Regions from separate parts of the Homo sapiens genome. Here region 1 is linked to region 2. Evidence: chromatin loops called from intact Hi-C (ENCODE). Cell type or tissue: PC-9. All regions are shown on one strand. Links, peaks and the distances in the headings refer to the core of each region. The heading gives the core; the rest is flanking DNA. Region 1 overlaps FBLN1 (fibulin 1). Region 2 has its middle 27 kb from the start of RIBC2.

Region 1 (9,355 bases), core at 668-8,667, 76 kb before region 2:
AGGATCACCTGAGGTCAGGAGTTCGAGACCAGCCTGGCCAACACGGTGAAACTCTGTCTCTACTAAAAATACAAAAATTAGCCTGGTGTGGTAGTGTGTGCCTGTAATCTCAGGTACTCGAGAGGCTGAGGCAGGAGAATCGCCTGAATCTAGGAGGCGGAGGTTGCAGTGAGCCAAGATCAACATACTGCACCCCAGCCTGGGCAACAGAGCAAGACTCAGTTTCAAAAAATAAAGAAAAAAGATAACTCCAAAATTTACCAAAGACATTAGTGAGTAGAAGTCAGTAATACATTTGATAGTGACTAAAATCCCCATTCACAAGCAAGGCCCAGAGTGCTGCTGAATCTGCGGCCTCAGTTCCTCTGCCTGCACGTTGAGGGGTTACACGGGCTGATGCCTCACTTTCTTTTATTTCACTAAGTATTAATAGTAGTGGCTCCCTATTATGGGCTAAATTGTGTCTTCCCAAAATCTATCTGGTGAAGTCCTAACCCCCAGTATCTCAGAATGGGACTCTATTTGGAGACAGTGACTTTAAATGGGTGACATAGTTAAATGAGGTTGTTAGGGCAGGCTGTAATCCAAAGGACTGGTGTCCTTCGAGGAAGCGGTGAGCAGGACACAGACACATACAGAGGGAGGGCCGTGTGAGGACACAGGGAGAAGAGGGCATCTACAGGCCCAGGAGAGGAGCCTCAGAAGGAGCCCACCCTGCTGACACCTCGGTCTCAGACTTCTGGCCTCCGGAACTATGAGGAACCGGTGGTTGAGCCACCCTGCCCCTTATACTCTGCTCTGGCAGTCCTAGAAAACCAATACGTTGCCACAGTCTGGCTTTGTGGTGCTGATTTCATAGGTGATCTCTGATTTTTTTCTTTTGATGGTGGGGGCACGGAGTCTCACTCTGTCACCTAGGCTGGAGTACAATGAACGGTCTCAGCTCACTGCAACCTCCGCTTCCCGGGTTCAAGCGATTCTCTTGTCTCAGCCTCCCGAGTAGCTGGGATTACAGACGCCCGCCACCACAACCAGCTAATTTTTATATTTTTAGTAGAGACGGGGTTTCACCACGTTGGTCAGGCTGGTCTGGAACTCCTGACATCAGGTGATCCACCCGCCTTGGTCTCCCAAAGTGCTGGGATTACAGGGGTGAGCCACCGCGCCCGGGTGATCTCTGATCATTATAACAACCCCAGAAAGGAGGTATCATGGTGCCTTTGAGCTGGCTCAGGTCACCCAGCCTGAAACCCAACCAGGTTGGTCCACCTCCCCAGCCCTTGTCCTTCCCGGGGCCAGACTGGCTGCTGTCCGTGCAGACGGTACACAGAAAGTAGGTGCTCCACACGGGCATTCTGGGGTTTTCACTATTATTTTTATGATGATGATCAGCATGACCTAATCTCATCATTTATTCCTTTTTTTTTTTTTTTTTGAGTTAGAGTTTCGCTGTTGTTGCCCAGACTGAAATGCAGTGGCGCGATCTCAGCTCACTGCAGCCTCCGCCTCCCAGGTTCAAGCAATTCTCTGGCCTCAGCCTCCCAAGTAGCTGGGATTACAGGCGCATGCCACCACGCCCAGCTAATTTTTTTTGTATTTTTAGTAGAGACGGGGTTTCACCATGTTGGCCAGGCTGGTCTCGAACTCCTGATCTCAGGTGATCCACCCACCTCGGCCTCCCAAAGTGCTGGGATTACAGGCGTGAGCCACCGCGCCCGGCTTCTCATTATTTATTCTAAGCTTACACGGTCTCAGAATTTTCAGAGAGCTGGAGTCAATGTAGGGAGAGAAGAATAAAAACGGTCGATCCAGATGTTGGCTGCTGCAGAAGCTGAAAAACCGGCTGGTGGAACGCTTCACTCTGCGCCGGCTCATTGGCATTTTTGGGGTCTGTAGGTGGTCCGTGTTTCCACTCGCAAAGCTCTTTAGTCACATCATCTCCTTTGCTCCCCCACAACTGTCCCCCCTTTTTTAAAAGAGAAAACTGACTTGCCCACAGCTGCAAGCCCAGATCTTCTTGCTCCCAGCCCAGTGAAAGAGACACATACCCCGACAATCACAGAGTGGCACAGGAAGGGTGAGCCAAGGCCCGGTGCCAGGCCGGTGCCAGGAGGGAGGCAGGAGTCACCCACTGCAGCACCCGCAGCCTGGATGGATCCGGGCCTGGGTGTCCAGCCTCTCCCGAGAGGTCTGGCACACACTGTCCCTTCCTCCCCCACTTTTCTCTAAAGGAACATTGTTCCAGTGAAACAGTGGCCACTGGCAAACGTACCTGCATTCTTTGGATTCCGTAGCATATGGCAGCGAGCAGTCCTTCTGATGAGTGGCCATCCGGTGTCCGTCCGCACAGCAGGCCTCCAGGAGGACATCCGCGTCCACTGTGCAGGGAAGAGAACAAGCTGAGAGGTGGCTCACCACTCAGCGGGTGGAGGGCCCTCCCAGATGCACCACCAGGACACGCACGTCCTTCTGTCTTGACGACAGCATCAGGCTGGGGGCACATCCCTTAGTCACTCTGCAAACCAGTACTGAAAACCCCACCAGACCCCAGCTGCGAGTCCACACCCCACTCCTTCCTAGAAGAAAGACCTGAATCCTCCCCCATCTGAATCCAGCTTGGACAGGGCTGCGGCTCAGCCCCTGAGATCCAAGCACACATGGATCCCTGCTCCAGCCACATGCTGGAGATGCTGATGCGGTCCCTGTCCAGACAGGGTCCCTGCCTTCACAGTCCAGTAGGCAAGAAAGACAGCCCCTGATGACAGAGGCACGGCCATGCTGCCGGCCAGCCCAGCCCAGCAGGTCAGGGAACAGCCGACATGACTCTTTCCAGAGGAGAGACTGCAAACAGGGAGGGGGTTCAAAATGCAACGAGCTGAGTCAAGTAAGAAGGAAAAAAAAATTTTCTTTTTTTTTCTTTTTTTTTTTTTTTGAGACAGAGTCTCTGTCGCCCAGGCTGGAGTGCAATGGCGCGATCTGAGCTCACTGCAACCTCCACCTCCCAGGTTCGAGTGATTCTCCTGCCTCAGCCTCCTGAGTAGCTGGGATTACAGGTGCCCACCACTACGCCCGGCTACTTTTTTGTATTTTTAGTAGAGATGGGGTTTCACCATGTTGGCTAGGCTGGTCTGGAACTCCTGAACTTGCGTGATTGGCCAGCCATGGCCTCCCAAAGTGCTGGGATTACAGGCATAAGCCACCGCACCCAGCCTAAAAACCACCATTTCTAGACCAGCTTCTGTGACCCACATCCGTGTTTTCTCCTTTAATCTTGGGAGCAAAGGGGCAGGAGGGGGGACATAAGCCTCAAGCTACAGATTGAGGAAACCGAGGCTGGTGATGGTTTCTGCCCTTGACTTACCACAAGATCCCCTCTTCCACAGAAACGGGGACCTGTGAGAAGTCTGGTGAGGACAGGACTGGCAAAGCAGAGAGCACAGGTTCAGGAGTAACCGCAGCCTGGCCATCTTATCTCCCACTCGCAAAAAGGGCAGATGAAAGGATCACGCTCCAAGCAGCCGGCCCACACCCTCAGAGCCAGGCCACGGCCCAAATGAGCTGGGCACACAGGCCCTTGTGCCCCATGCCCCAGCCCAGGCTACAGCCCCAGTGGGCACCCTCCCAGCCCCTCAGCTCACGGAAGGGAGAAGACCCCATTGTGCCCCAAGGGAGGAGCGGCCGGGTGCCAGGTGCCCACATACTTGGACCTCATTCTAAAGGACTCAAATGCCAGAAAGCATTAGCACGACAGCCCCAGCTGCTGGGCAGAAGGTCACCTCTCGGCAGGATGTTACAAAACTGGGCTTTAAGAAGCACCACTTTTCCTTCCTAATGGCTTTCCAGCCCCTAGAGGGTAAATCCCACTGGGCTTGGCAGCGTTTCCGCACACACAACTGTGGGTGCCCTGCCTGAATACATTCTTCTTCCAGGCTGGGCCCTCGGGGTGGCCCAGAGGGCGGCTGCTGTCTGCTGGGTGAGGCAGCACCTTGCTAAACCACCCTATCAGTCATCAGCCACTGTAAGCACTTCTAGACTATGCGTCCTTCAGATGCTCCATCCCGTTCTCAGCAGGGGAGGAGGGGAAACTTGCAGAAACATTCCAGAATGGATAAGGTCAGTGCACGAATGAGCTAGGGCTCAGCCAGGCCATTCCACAAGGCCAGGAGGAGGGGGGTCTCACCTAGAACCATGTCCCCCAGTGACAACTTCTGGGCTTTCCCTTTTCCCCAGGGCTTCCAGGAAACTCAGAGCTGCTTTCTGCAGTGCAAGGTAGACCCACCCTTCTGACTCTCACCCGGCTCCCCGAGGCTGGCAGGAGGAGTCCTGCAGTGGCGTGGGTAAGGGTGAAGTTTCGTGCCACAGCAAAGCCCAACAGTTTCCAGCAGCCTGACCACTCAGCCCCCCTCCCACCTCAGGTGTCCCCTCTCCAGCGATGCTCTTCGGTGAACGTGAGATTCACCAGGAGGCAGAGCTAATGTCAAGTTGTCTGGAGTTGCCTCCCAGCACCAGAGGAAAAGTCATCAGGAGTGACAACCGTGTTATCATGGGGATAACCTTGAATGTCCCCATTCACTCATTCATTCATTCTTGCTCTAATTCATTAAGAAAAGCAAAAGTACTCACTAAGCCAAGGACCTTATCTGTTACAGACGAGACAGGCCGTGGTGCACTCCTGGATGAACAGGATGTGATCCAGCCATGTGGCCTGACAGCGAGGCTGCTCTCCCCTGTGCAGCCAAGCCCAGTTCCCATCTGTCCCCCTACCCCCTTCACCCTTTCTGCAGCCAACCCCGGTTCCCATGTCTGTCCCCACACTCCCTTCACCCCTTCTCTGGCCAGGCCCACTCAGCCCCCACCTGCAGTTTCACCCTCGTGTCTTCCACAGCCCGTCTCCTATCCTAGCCCACCTCCCATGCCCTGTCACCCTCTCCTGGCCGCCTGCCTGCCCACCCTGCATAGCTCGGGTGCCCCTCTGCTCCCATATCACCCCGTGCCTGGCGCATGTCTCTCCATCCTCCAGAGCCCTGCCTGCCTGCCTTACCCTCATAGCCACAAATGTCTTGAGGGCAGGCTCTGTCTCCTGTCCTTGTATACCCCCGACATCCATGCCAGCATGTGGCAGCTACAGAGTTGAGTAGAAACAGTGTAAGCTTTGGAGCCAAACAGCCTTTGGTTCCAATCCCAGCTCCAGCACTTTCTTGCTCTCTAACCCTGGGCAGGCAGCGCCGCCTCTCTGAATCACAGCTTCCCCAGTGGGAAAACGGGGCTTGCACTGTCTTCCCAGGGTTGCTGAGAAGAGGGATGCACTTTATAAAGTTCCAAGCACACAGAAAGTTCTCTGTAAACAGTCGCTGGAGGATTAAACCGTCGAAGGGGATTGACTTATCGCTGCTCATAAGAAATGGGGGAGACACAGCCGGGTGCTGGTGTGCGGAATCCCCCGCAGGTGAGCTGTGGCCCCAGAGCCTCCTTCGGACTCTGAGAAAGGAAAACACAGGGAAGGGCAGGCTCCCGTAGCCCTGGGAATTTTGCACCCAGAGCTGCAGAAACGGTTTGGAAATGCTTCCTGCTGGGGAGTCTGGGTACTGTGAACCTCACTCTCAGCAGGACAATCAAATGTGAAGTCCTTTGGTCTTCCGGAAACTCAGAAGGTAGCTCCCATGTTCTGAGCAGCCCCAGAGCTGAACTCTGCAAAGCAGGGCTGTCTGGGGGCTGTGCCCGAGGGGAGCTGAGCTCACCCCGTCATTAGCCAAGGGAGAGCTCCTGCACAGCCCCATCAGGGAGTCCACAAAGAGCCAAGCAGGGACCATGGCCAGGCTGGATGGCGACGAGGCAGAGGCATGGGGAGGGGACCCAAGAGGTGGACGATCATCCTCACTGTAACACTCACCAATCAATTGCCGGGCCCTGACCCACAAAGGCCTACAGACAAGGCCCCTCTCATTCACCGGCTCTCACTCCTCAACCCCTTCCATTCATTCTGCTATCATCCTGCCTGGGCTCCAAATGGAATTAAGAACAGAGGAAGCTGAAAAGCGTCAAGTCACCAGTGACATGAACATACATGTTAAGGTGTCCCTGCTCCCACAGCAAACCAGTGTGTGACCAGCTCCTCACAGGGCTCAGTGGACACTGGAGGCCCCCACGCCCTCCTGCCCACTGCTCTCACCCACGGCTCCTGGGCCCTGAGTTCTGGCATCAGGCTCAGTCCTGGCAGCCTCCAACACTGTTCTTTCTTGCTCCTCCTGAATTAAAACCTCCTTCGGGGCCAGGGATGGTGTCTTCCTCCTCTCACTGTCCATGTCGCACCTGCCCATGCCCAGCACAAACGTCACGGCTCAGTAAGCACCAGTTAAACAGAGCCAGGGCAAGGGGCCCGATCTGCAAGACCACTCTTGACATGCAAAGGCTGCTGGGGCAAGATCCTCTGCCCCCACAAACAAGCCTCCTCCTCCTCCATCGTCCCAGGGGGTGGAGGCAGTGACCCCCAGGAAAATCCCGAGGGGCTGGAGCCCACCCACACAAAATACGGGGCTGGTTAGAATTTCGGCAAAAGCCAGGGATGAGCTAGGGGTGGGGGAGTGGCTGAGGCTACAGAACTGCCGGTTTCTTAGCCTTGGAGATGTGCCTCGATCTTCCTAGTGGACTCAGCACTGGTTACCTCCCACCCATTAGAGGAAAACTGAGCTTCAGGGAGAAGAGGGGCCTGGCATCATGGCTCCAGATGCCAACAAAAGTACTATCTGCAGCAGGTTAAAGATGTGTGTAGCCCACACAAGAAAAGGTGCGTCATTAACTTGGGTTCCAAAACAAGGGCACCGACCTCTTTACAAGCTTACCTTGGGACAGGGCAGGAACAGGTTCCCTGAAGCACAAAACCAACTCCACTCCCACCCCTCAGACATATCCTTTCCAAGACACATTCCGATTAGAAACGAAAAAAAGTTGTCTCTGTCCCCTTTTAAATAAACAAGCTTGGCCAGGTACGGTGGCTCACGCCTGTAATCCCAGCAGGTCGAGGTGGGCGGATCATGAGGTCAGGAGTTCGAGACCAGCCTGACCAACATGGTGAAACCCCGTCTCTACTAAAAATACAAAAATTAGCCAGGCGTGTGGTGCATGCCTGTAATCCCAGCTACTCAGGAGGCTGAGGCAGAAGAATCGCTTGAACCTGGGAGGCAGAGGTTGCAGTGAGCCAAGATCACGCCACTGCACTCCAGCCTGGGCGACAGAGCAAGACTCCGTCTCAAAATAAAATAAACAAGCTTTACTCTGGTTATGAAAAGAAAGGCCAGTAAGGCACGTATGGTGACCCAGGATAAGAGTACCTATGAGGTCCCTAGAGGAGTTAAATTTGTAGGGAATTTGTCAGAGACAGGAAGGAAAAGGATGGGTGGGTGCCACAGGCTTCGGGGGAGAGGACGGGGAGTTAGTATTTAACAGTTTGGGAATATGAAAAGTTCTGGAGATGGAGGTGGTGATGATTGTACAATAATGTGACTGTATTTAATACCATTGGACCATACACTTAGAAATGGTTAAAATGGGCCGGGCGCAGTGGCTCACGCCTGTAATCCCAGCTACAATTAGCCGGGTTTGGTGGGGTGAGCTTGCAATCCCAGCTACTCAGGAGGCTGAGAGGCAGGAGAATCACTAGAACCTGGGAGGTAAAGGTTGTAGTGAGCAGGGATTATGCCACTGCATTCCAGCCTGGGTGACAGAGTGAGACTACATCTCAAAAAAAAAAAAAAAGGAAATGGTTAAAATGGCAAATCCCATGTGATGCGTATTTTACCACAATAAAAAGTACATCTTTTAAGCAAAATAATTTAGTGTTTGTTGGTCATCTTATAACATCCTACAGTAGGAAAGCAATCGATGCTTTGCCCGTTGACTTACTTGCCTTCTTCAATCAATGTTGTTTTCATGCAGTAATCTGAACAGTGTCAAGCGAATTAATTTAGTAGATTGTATTTCAGAATGTTCTGTACAGCAGTTTGACAGTGTATGCAATGGTTTACACGGCAAGCTATGAAACTTCAAATGAGACTTAAAATGTTCAGTAAAAAATAGATTGCAACTTTGCAACCAAAATAAAGATGACTTAACAACAACAAAAGAACAACAACAACAAAAAGGCCAGGCATGGTGGCTCAAGCCTATGATCCTAGCACTTTGGAAGGCAGAGGTGGGAGGATCGCTTGAGCCCAGGAGTTCAAGCTTGCAGTGGGCCACGACTGCACCACTACACTCCAGCCTGGGGGACAGGGGGAGACCCTGTCTCAAAACAAAAAAACTAAAAACAAAAGAACACCCTGAGGATCACAGCTCCCCCGTGTGTCCTGTGAGGGTGGGGCGATGGGAGTGGGGAAGGGCCTGGGGTCCAGCCCCACCCTGGCTGTGCCTCCCGCATCCCTGCAGGGACTTCCAGCTGCTCATTTGCCTGGGGATCCGGTCACCTGTGGATATCCAAACACCAGGTGTCCTGAGCTTCGCTGCCCCATCACACAGGCTGGGGACCATCTGAGGCCCACAGAGGCACCTCCCACCTCACTGTCCTATCCACCTGCTCATCAAGTCCTACCCCATGTGTTGCCTTCTCAGTGCCTGCCCAGGACTCTCGGCCAGGCTGGGGTGGGGGCAAAAAGGGGACTGGGGCTAACAGATCCCCCACGCCAACTCCACGCCTCATAGGTACCAAGAGTTCTGCGGGGGTCAACAGCATCCAACCAACTGCCTGATCAGTCAGGCCCCCCACCTTCAGAAGGGTGTCAAATCAAGGCCATTTGTACACAAACCCTAGGGCAGCTGAGCAGCCCTGGAACACTGTGAGTCAGGAGGATAATGTGGGCCAACCGAAGCCACGCCTGCTTCTTCCATCCCAGACCGCCAACAGCTGTGAGCAGCTCTGAGATCCAAAAATTACCTCTGACCAGTACCACACTGGACACCCACCCAAGCAGAACAGGCACTCGCTGGTAACTCGACACTGGGCTGTGGGGGATCAAGAGAGAAGCAGGGCCTCAGGGGACCTGGAATCTTCTCTCCCAGATCATTTCCTGTTGTTTCGGAGGAGTTTCAATCAACCAGTCTCAATCTGACCCCTGCATCTGACCATGTGAGTTAGATCCAAAGCATAATATTAGATATAAACCAAGAGCAAACTCTTGCAAAATCTCGTTAACCTTCAACTCGAATGTTCCCAGGGAAGGCAACGCTGCGGGTTAAAACTGCTCAGCCTTGAATCCAGCTCCCTCCCTTACTAAGACTCAAGGAGGCTCACTTCCTTCATCTGTAAAAATGGGGGAAGAGGCCGGGAGCAGTGGCTCATGGGTGTAATCTCAGCACTTTGGGA
Region 2 (9,243 bases), core at 912-8,911:
TTTTTTAAGACAGGTTCTCGCTCTGTTGCCCAGGTTGGAGTGCAGTGGTGCCGTCACAGCTCACGGCAGCCTTGACTTCCAGAGCATGAGTTCTCTGCAGCAGAAGCCATGTCCTCTCACCTCTGAACCCAGGGAAGAGAGGGATGCAGCACTAATGCATTGCTTAGAAGTGCTGCACTATGAGCATGAGGTTGGGTGTGATTCAGGCCATGTTGTTCCGGCCTCTTGACATGGCCTGTCCACCGCCGGGAGGTGGTGCCACTTTCCTGGCGTCCAGGCTTGGCTGATCACGCTCTCCGACAGCCTGGGCCATGATTCGGGTGCCACTGTGGGGTCACGCTGCCTGTGCCCCCTAGGGCTCACAGAGATACTAGCCTTTGGATTCCAGTGCCCTCCCCCAGACCTCCAACAGACCCCACAGAGCTGAGCCCCAGCTCTCTTCATTATCAGTCACTCCATTATAACTAGGACACGTACGTCTGTGTGCCTGGACTGTCACTGCCCCTAGGATGAGATTTTCCAGGCAGCAACTCCATCATCACACAAAGAGGTCTCTGGAGGATCCACATTCCTTGCTGTCTAGACCTGTCCTGAGTATGCCTGAACCCTGGGTGTTCAGGTTCAGGCTGTGAAACTCACGCCCACAGTTCACCAATTCATGCAACAAATATGGCATGATCTCGGCTCACGGCAACCTCTGTCTCCCAGGTTCAAGCAATTCTCCTGGCTCAGCCTCCCGAGTAGTTGGGATTACAGGTGCCAGCCACCATGCCCACCTAATTTTTTTTTTTTTTTGTATTTTTAGTAGAGATGGGGTTTCACTATGTTGGCCAGGCTGGTCTCGAACTCCTGACCTCAGATGATCCACCCACCTCGGCCTCCCAAAGTGTTGGGATTACAGGCGTGAGCCACCGTGGCTGGCCAGATTTGTTTTATATTTTGAAGTCTTACCAACAGGATTTGCTGATAGATTGAGAGAGAGAGAGCCCAACGATGGATCCAAACTCTCTGGCCTGAGCAATTGGAAGCATTGGGGTTTCCATAGCCTAAGACAGGGAAGACTTTGGAGGGACAGGTGTGGGTAGAGGGAAACCAGTTCTGTTCAGATGCCTTCATGTTGACTGCCTGCTTGTTAGACATCCCAGTAAAGCTATCAAGTCGACATTTGGGTACCAAGCCTGGAACTCACAGCAGAGGTCAAGCTAGAGAAATACACTAGAGTGTTGTCACCTGTCTTCCCCTCCTGGAGCTCTGCTGACTGTCTCCTTGCAGGCATTCTGTCAGAGGTAGCTGGGACTTTAGAACTGGGCACAATTCCTGGCTCCATCTTGAACTGGCTCTGGGACCTTGGGAAAGTGAGTTCCCCTCTCTAGCCCTTAGTTCTTGTGAAAGGAAAATCGCAGGACTCCAAAATCGCAAAGTCAAGGGGAAAAGTCAAGCTGGGAACTGCATCACGCAAACTTGCCTCCCATTTTCTTCCTAGATAAGATAGCTACAAAGATAAACAAGCTGCATACCTCCCTCCCAATTTGCCCACAAGGAAATTCCTTGTGGGCCTCAGGATCTTTACCCTAAAACAGTTCTGTTGAATTTCACCCTGGCAATGTAAATTGATAGCTTATCTTCACAGATGTGGGACAAAGGACAGAACTCACCATCAGGCCTCTGCCCACCTGAGACAAATGCATATATGATTGCTTGATTGCTTCCTCTGCCCTATTGTTTATGTGAAAATGCAGATTCACTGAGCCAGACTAGGGCACACAGGACTACTCCTCTACCCTCTGCTCACATGGAAATTGTGTATTCAGTGAAAGGCTGATCAAAGACTCAAAAGGATGCACCCATTTATCTTTTATATGCCTATGACCTGGAAATCCCTGCTTCCAGTTGTCCTGCGTTTCCAAACTGAAGCAATGTACATCTTACACATATTGATTCATGCCTCATGTCTCCCAAAAATGTGTAAAAGCAAGCTATACCACAACCTCCTTGGGCACATGTCAGCAGGACCTCCTGAGGCTGTGTCACAGACACGTCCTTAACCTTGGCAAAATAAACTTTCTTTCCTTTTTTTTTTTTTTGGGAGACAGAGTTTCGCTCTTGTTGCCCAGGCTGGAGTGCAGTGGCATGATCTTGGCTCACTGCAACCTCTGCCTCCCAGGTTCAAGTGATTCTCCTGCCTCAGCCTCCCAAGTAGCTGGGACTACAGGCACCTGCCACCATGCCCAGCTAATTTTGTCTTTTTAGTAGAGACGAGGTTTCACCATGTTGGCCAGGCTGGTCTTGAACTCGTAACCTCAGGTGATCTGCCTGCCTCAGCCTCCCAAAGTGCTGGGATTACAGGCACGAGCCACCAAGCCCAGGTACAAAATAAACTTTCTAAATGGATTGAGACTTGTCTTAGGTACTTTGTGTTCACATTCCTCATCCTCATTGGGGATATGAAACTGGTAACACTTCTTGTAGCCTCCTGCAGGTTTTTTTTTTTTTTTTTTTTTGAGACGGAGTTTTGCTCTTGTTGCCCAGGCTGGAGTGCAAAGGTGCAATCTCAGCTTACCGCAACCTCCGCCTCCTGGGTTCAAGCAATTCTCCTGCCTCAGCCTCCCGAGTAGCTGGAATTACAGGCATGCTCCACTACACCTGGCTAATTTTGTATTTTTAGTAGAGATGGGGTTTCTCTATGTTGGTCAGGCTGGTCTCGAACTCCTGACCTCAGGTGATCTACCCGCCTCGGCCTCCCAAAAGTGCTGGGATCACAGGCGTGAGCCATCGCACCCGGCAGCCTCCTGCAGATTTTAAGAAGCTCAGCTCTGTGGCATCAGCACACACGGGCTCAGCAAGCAGCAGCCATGTACACCATCAGCATATTTTGCTGGACATGTTTATTGGTGCTGCAAGCCCACCGCCCTTTTTGCCTCTGAATATACTATGAGCCGACTCTCCCCATGCGAGGATGGGGCCAGGGAGTGGGCCTTGACCTAGGGACTGTCCATCTGAAAAGACGACCAGGTCCCATAGGCCCCCTGGTCACGAATTTGAGCTGGGAATGAGGAGGCTGGGCCAGTGGGGCTGGGAGGGGTGGCAGTGCTGGAACTGAAAGGCCGTTTTAGGGCCAGTTACCAGATGGGCAGCTGAGGACACTGAGTGGCTTTGGGTGAGAGACTCTGTGGCTGAGTCCTGTCCTCAGGCTCTGCCAGGTTCCAAGGGATATCCAGGTAACAAAGTCACATTTGTCAGCTCCAGAGCCCCGGGGAAAACCTTCAGGGGCGATTAATTCACAGATCAGCCTGGTGTGGAGGAGATGGCCCTACCCACTTTTTTCTTCAATAGGCTCTGGAATGTTCTATCCCCAACAATTGTGGACAATGAGGCTGGAGTCTTTTCTGACACTGTTAGAACAAGTGTGTTTGGAGAGCTTTCTGGAACGTCTGGTGAAAAGAAAAGACCCACTGACTCGCAGACATTCCATCTGCCCTCATTCCCATTCCTGTTTACTTCTGGGGGCCATGCTGGGGGTTGGCCCCAGGGACTTTGGATTCATCTTTCATTCGCTGGAAGAAGAAAGGAAGGCAGACCTTCCAGACTCAGTAGATGAAACTGACTTTGCCAGGTCTGGGCAGAGAGCAAGTGAGGTTCGAAGATGGGGGAGCATGAATCTGGGGGTGGGCTGGATGAGGTGGTGGGTGGGGGAGGATCAAGGCCTTTACTTGGTCGGGGCAAGCACAGATGAAGCCCCACCTGGCAACTACCTACTCTGTGTCACTCACAGCCTCATTCTCACTCGGCATCCTCCAGCTTCTTTTCACCACTCTCTTAACATCACGTGGGCACAATCCATATGGTTGAAAAGATGCCTCTTGCTGGGCGCGGTGGCTCATGCCTGTAATCCCAGCACTTTGGGAGGCCGAGTCAGGTGGATCACGAGGTCAGGAGATCAAGACCATTGTGGCTAACGCGGTGAAACCCCGTCTCTACTAAAAATACAAAAAATTAGCTGGGTGTGGTGGTATGCGCCTGTAGTCCCAGCTACTTGGGAGGCTGAGGCAGAGGCAGGAGAATCGCTTGAACCCGGGAGGCGGAGGTTGCAGTGAGCCGAGATCGCACCACTGCACTCCAGCCTGGGTGGTGACAGAGCAAGACTCTGTCCCAAAAAAAAAAAAAAAAAAGAAAAGAAAAGAAAAGAAAAGGAAACATGTCTCTTTGGAAAAGGTGCTCTAGAGGCCCCTGCTCCATCCCCAACCTTCACCCCATGATCCCTCCTGTAACCAGGCTCAGGACGCTGCTCCACCCAGGAGCATGGGGACCTGTCACCTCATTGCACCAACATTCCAAAGTGGCTGTCGCTTCTGCAGAGGGAGACCCGGTGCAGGTGGAAACCAGATGGCCAGAGGCTATGCTGGGAGCACGAGAGATAGATGTGCCACCTGCTGGTGGACAGCTCTCCAGTAGACAGCAACAGCTCACTGCACATGAGAGAAGAGAGACAGACTCTCTCATATTGTTTTATCTTGTTTTATACTCAGAAAAGGAAAGAAAAGCGAAACGAAATGCAGGTAGCCCGGCGCCTAGGAACCAGACCCGAAACCAGGCCTGGGCCTGCCTGACCTAATCCTGGTAGTTAAAGATCGACCCTGACCTAACCGGTTATGTTATCTATAGATTCCAGACTTTGTATGGAAAGGCATTGCAAAAATCCCTGTCCTGTTCTGTTTCCTTCTGATTACCGGTGCATGCAGCCCCCAGTCATGTACCCCCTGCTTGCTCAATCGATCACGACCCTCTCGCGCGGACCCCCTTAGAGTTGTGAGCCCTTAAAAGGGACAGGAATTGCTCACTGGGGGAGCTCGGCTCTTGAGACAGGAGTCTTACCTGATGCTCCCGGCCGAAAGAACCACTTCCTTCTTTAACTCAGTGTCTGAGGAGTTTTGTCTGCGGCTCGTCCTGCTGCATGCATAACAGATGGTACCCGGTTTCTTAGGGGTCCTCCCTTTGCAGTCCTGTCAGGGGTAGGAGTGTGGTTGGGTTTTCTTTTTCTGTCCGTTTCCATCACTCCAAAAAGTAGCCTCATGCCTGTTTGCCATCAAACCCCCTCACCCTGTCCCAGGCAAGCACTGATGGAATAGTTATCCCAATTCTGGAACTCCCCATAGATAGAATTGTAAACTGTGAACTCCTTTGTATCTGTTACAATGTTTCTGATTATGATTTTTTTTTTTGAGACAGAATTTCGCTCTTGTCACCCAGGCTGGAGGGCAGTGGTGCGATCTTGGCTCACTGTAACCTCTGCCTCCCGGGTTCAAGCAATTCTCCTGCCTCAGCCTCCCAAGTAGCTGGTATTACAGGAACACCCCCCACCCCACCCCTCACCACCATGCCCAGCTAATTTTTTATTTTTATTTTTTATTTCATTTATTTATTTTTTTGAGATGGAGTCTTGCTCTGTTGCCCAGGCTGTAGCGCAGTGGCGTAATCTTGGCTCACTGCAACGTCCACCTCCCGGGTTCAAGCAATTCTCATGCCTCAGCCTCCTGAGTAGCTGGGAGTACAGGCACATGCCACCACGCCCGGCTAATTTTTTGTGTTTTTAGTAGCGATGGGGTTTCACCATGTTAGCCAGGTTGGTCTTGATCTCCTGACCTCGTGATCTGCCCCCTTGGCCTCCCAAAGTGCTGGGATTACAGGCCTGAGCCACTGCGCCCCGCCCTGATTATGATTTCTGATTCTGCCGTTTTGACGGGTATATCAGCAGTTTGTTTCTTTTCAGCTGTGAGTGATAGGAATATAACTTTTGTTTATCTGATCACCTGTTGATAGATATTTTGGTTGATCCAAGTTTGGTGCTATCATGAATAAAGATGCTATAAACATTTCTGTAAAGGTCTTTTTGTGATTTTTTGCTTGTTTTTTTGAGACAGAGTCTCACTCTGTACCCGAGGCTGGAATGAAGTGGCATGATCTCAGCTCACTGCAACATCCACCTCCCTGGTTCAAGTGATTCTCATGCCTCTGCCTCCTGAGTAGCTAGGACTACAGGTGTGCACCTCCACACCTGGCTAATTTTTGTATTTTTAGTAGAGTCAGGGTTTCACCATGTTGGCCAGGCTGGTCTCAAACTCCTGACCTCAGGTAATCCACCTGCCTCAGCCTCCCAAAGTTCTGAGATTACAGGCATGAGCCACTGTACCCGGCCTAAAATTTTTTAAATTTTTTGTAGAGACGAGGTCTCGCTATGTTGACCAGGCTGGTCCTGAACTCCTGACCTCGTGATCCACCTGCTTCGGTGTCCCAAAGTGCTGGGATTACAGGCGTGAGCTACCGCACCTGGCCTTATTTTTATGTTATTTATTTATTTTTATTTTTTATTTTTTGAGATGGAGTCTCACTCTGTTGCCCAGGCTGGAGTGCAGTGGCATGATTTCGGCTCACTGCAATCTCCACCTCCCAGGTTCATGCCATTCTCCTGCCTTAGCCCCCTGAGTAGCTGGGACAATAGGCACCCGACACCATGCCCGGCTAATTTTTTTGTATTTGTAGTAGAGATGGGGTTTCACCGTGTTAGCCAGGATGGTCTCAATCTCCTGACCTCGTGATCTGCCCACCTTGGCCTCCCAAAGTGCTGGGATTACAGGCGCGAGCCACAGCACCTGGCCTTATTTTTATTTTTGTAGACAGAGTCTTGCTGTGTTGCCCAGGTTGGAGTACAGTGGTGTGACCTCAGCTCACTGCAACCTCCGCTTCCCGGGCTCAAGAGATTCTCCTGCCTCAGCCTCCTGAGTAGCTGGGATTACAGGTGCGCACCATCATGCCTGGCTAGTTTGTATTTTTAGTAGAGACAGGGTTTCACCATGTTGGCCAGGCTGGTCTCAAACTCCTGACCTCAGGTCATCTTCCCACTTCGACCTCCCAAAGTGCTGGGATTACAGGCATGAGCCACCGTGCCTGGCCCCCTTCCCATTATTCTAAACATAAGAACTTGAACACAGAATAAAGAACCATGTGCAAATGACTCTATTTTTCTTCCTGTTTATCTTATGGCTTCATTTTAAAATGAATAGGCTATCTTTTAGAACAGTGTTAGGTTTACAAGAAAATTGAGTAACAAGTATAGAGGGTTCCCATATGCTCCCTTCCCATAGGCCCCTAGTTCCCCTATTATTAATGTCTCATGTTAGTGTGGTACATTTGTTACAATTGACTAGCCAACATTGACACATCATCATCACCCAGAGTTTATAATTTACATTAGGGGTCACCCTGTGTACATTCTGTGGATTTTGACAAATGTATAATGACATATACCCAAGGTTACAGCATCACACAGCAAAGTTTCACTGCCCTAAAAATCCTTGTGCTCTCTCTGCCTATTCATCCCTCCCTCCCCTCAGTCCCTGGCAACCACTGATGTTTTTACTGTTTCTATAGCTTTGCCTTTTTTGAAAAGTCAGGCTGGGTGCAGTGGCTCATGCCGTAATCCCAACACTTTGGGAGGCCAAGGTGGGTGGATCATCTGAGGTCAGGAGTTCAATACCAGCCTGGCCAACACAGTGAAACCCAACTCTACTAAAAATACAAAAATTAGACGGGCGTGGTGGTGCACGCCTGTAGTCCCAGCTACTTGGGAGGCTGAGGCAGGAGAATCGCTTGAACCTGGGAGGCGGAGGTTTCAGTGAGCCAAGACGGTGCCACTGCGCTCCAGGCTAGGCAACAGAGGGAGACTCCTCAAAAAAAAAAAAAAGTCATATGATTGGACTCATACAGTAGATAACCTTTGCAGATTGACTTCTTTCACCAAGCAATATGCATTTAAGCTTCTTCCACATTTTCTTGTGGCTTGATAGCTCTTTTCTTATTATTATATCTTATATTAATAAGACTCCATTGTCTGGAGGTACCACAGTGTTTTTATCCATTAACTTATTGAAGAACACGTTGCTTGCTTCCCGGTTTTGGCAATTATGAATACAGCTCCTGTAGACACCCATGTGCCAGACACAAGTGTGGACATACGTCATTTGGGCAAATACAAATGGCTTTTGAACGCTATTATTATAATTTTTCTGTGCTGTTTTGTTTTAGATGTGCCTTTTGTAAGTGGCGTATATATAACTAGAATTTTTAAAAGCCAGTCTGTGGAGAGCTAGTGTGTCCAGAACTGGTGGGTTCTTGGACTTCAAGAATGAAGCCGGGAACCCTCGCGGTGAGTGTTACAGCTCTTAAGGTGGCGCGTCTGGAGTTTGTTCCTTCTGATGTTCGGATGTGTTCGGAGTTTCTTCCTTCTGGTGGGTTTGTGGTCTCGCTTGCTCAGGAGTGAAGCTGCAGATCTTCGCGGTGAAGCAGTGTGGACCCAGAGAGTGAGCAGTAGCAAGATTTATTGCAAAGAGCAAAAGAACAAAGCTCCCACAGAGTGGAAGGGAACCCGAGCGGGTTACCACTGCTGGCTTGGGCAGCCTGCTTTTATTCTCTTATCTGGCCCCACCCACATCCTGCTGATTGGTAGAGCCCAGTGGCCTGTTTTGACAGGGCGCTGATTGGTGCGTTTACAATCCCTGAGCTAGATACAAAGGTTCTCCACGTCCCCATCAGACTCAGGAGCCCAGCTGGCTTCATCCAGTGGATTCCGCACCGGGGCTGCAGGTGGAGCTGCCTGCTAGTCCCGCGCCGTGCGCTCGCACTCCTCAGCCCTTGGGCGGTCGATGGGACTGGGCGCCGTGGAGCACGGGGCGGCGCTCGTCGGGGAGGCTTGGGCCGCACAGGAGCTCATGGAGGGGGTGGGAGGCTCAGGCATGGCGGGCTGCAGGTCCCGAGCCCTGCCCCGCGGGAAGGCAGCTAAGGCCCGCTGAGAAATGGAGCGCAGCGCCAGTGGGCCGGCACTGCTGGGGGACCCAGTACACCCTCCGCAGCCACTGGCCCGGGTGCTAAGCTCCTCACTGCGCGGGGCCGGCAGGGCTGGCCGGCTGCTCCGAGTGCGCGGCCCGCCAAGCCCACGCCCACCCGGAACTCCAGCTGGCCCGCAAGGGCCGCGCGCAGCCCGGGTTCCCGCTCGCGCCTCTCCCTCCACACCTCCCTGCAAGCTGAGGGAGCCGGCTCTGGCCTTGGCCAGCCCAGAAAGGGGCTCCCACAGTGCAGCGGTGGGCTGAAGGGCTCCTCAAGTGTCACCAAAGTGGGAGCCCAGGCAGAGGAGGTGCCGAGAGCAAGCGAGGGCTCTGAGGACTGCCAGCACGCTGTCACCTCTCACTAGGA

Evidence for each region. Peaks named below come from ENCODE experiments on the same cell type or tissue, not always from the same donor. Only the 100,000 strongest peaks of a DNase experiment are listed, where the experiment ranks them.
Region 1: a loop joins it to region 2, with 12 times the contacts of the local background. A loop is called at or near these places in 21 of 110 quality-filtered maps.

Annotation. Positions count from the first base shown.
Region 1 is chr22:45,511,705-45,521,059 of GRCh38, reverse strand. FBLN1 (fibulin 1) reads right to left here. Exons shown (of 17, transcript NM_006486.3): 2 at 2,273-2,378. Among named protein-coding and RNA genes, the nearest start is that of FBLN1, 13 kb to the right of the region's middle. RefSeq lists an enhancer at 4,985-5,919. In PC-9, for the core only: no CTCF peak of the experiment used is centred there; DNase peaks (open chromatin) are centred at 2,319 and 3,839; H3K27ac peaks cover 3,496 bases.
Region 2 is chr22:45,436,540-45,445,782 of GRCh38, reverse strand. No RefSeq gene overlaps it. Among named protein-coding and RNA genes, the nearest start is that of RIBC2, 27 kb to the right of the region's middle. RefSeq lists an enhancer at 2,870-3,432. In PC-9, for the core only: CTCF peaks have their summits at 4,224 and 4,424 (motif pointing left); DNase peaks (open chromatin) are centred at 1,532 and 4,382; H3K4me3 peaks cover 896 bases; H3K27ac peaks cover 1,690 bases.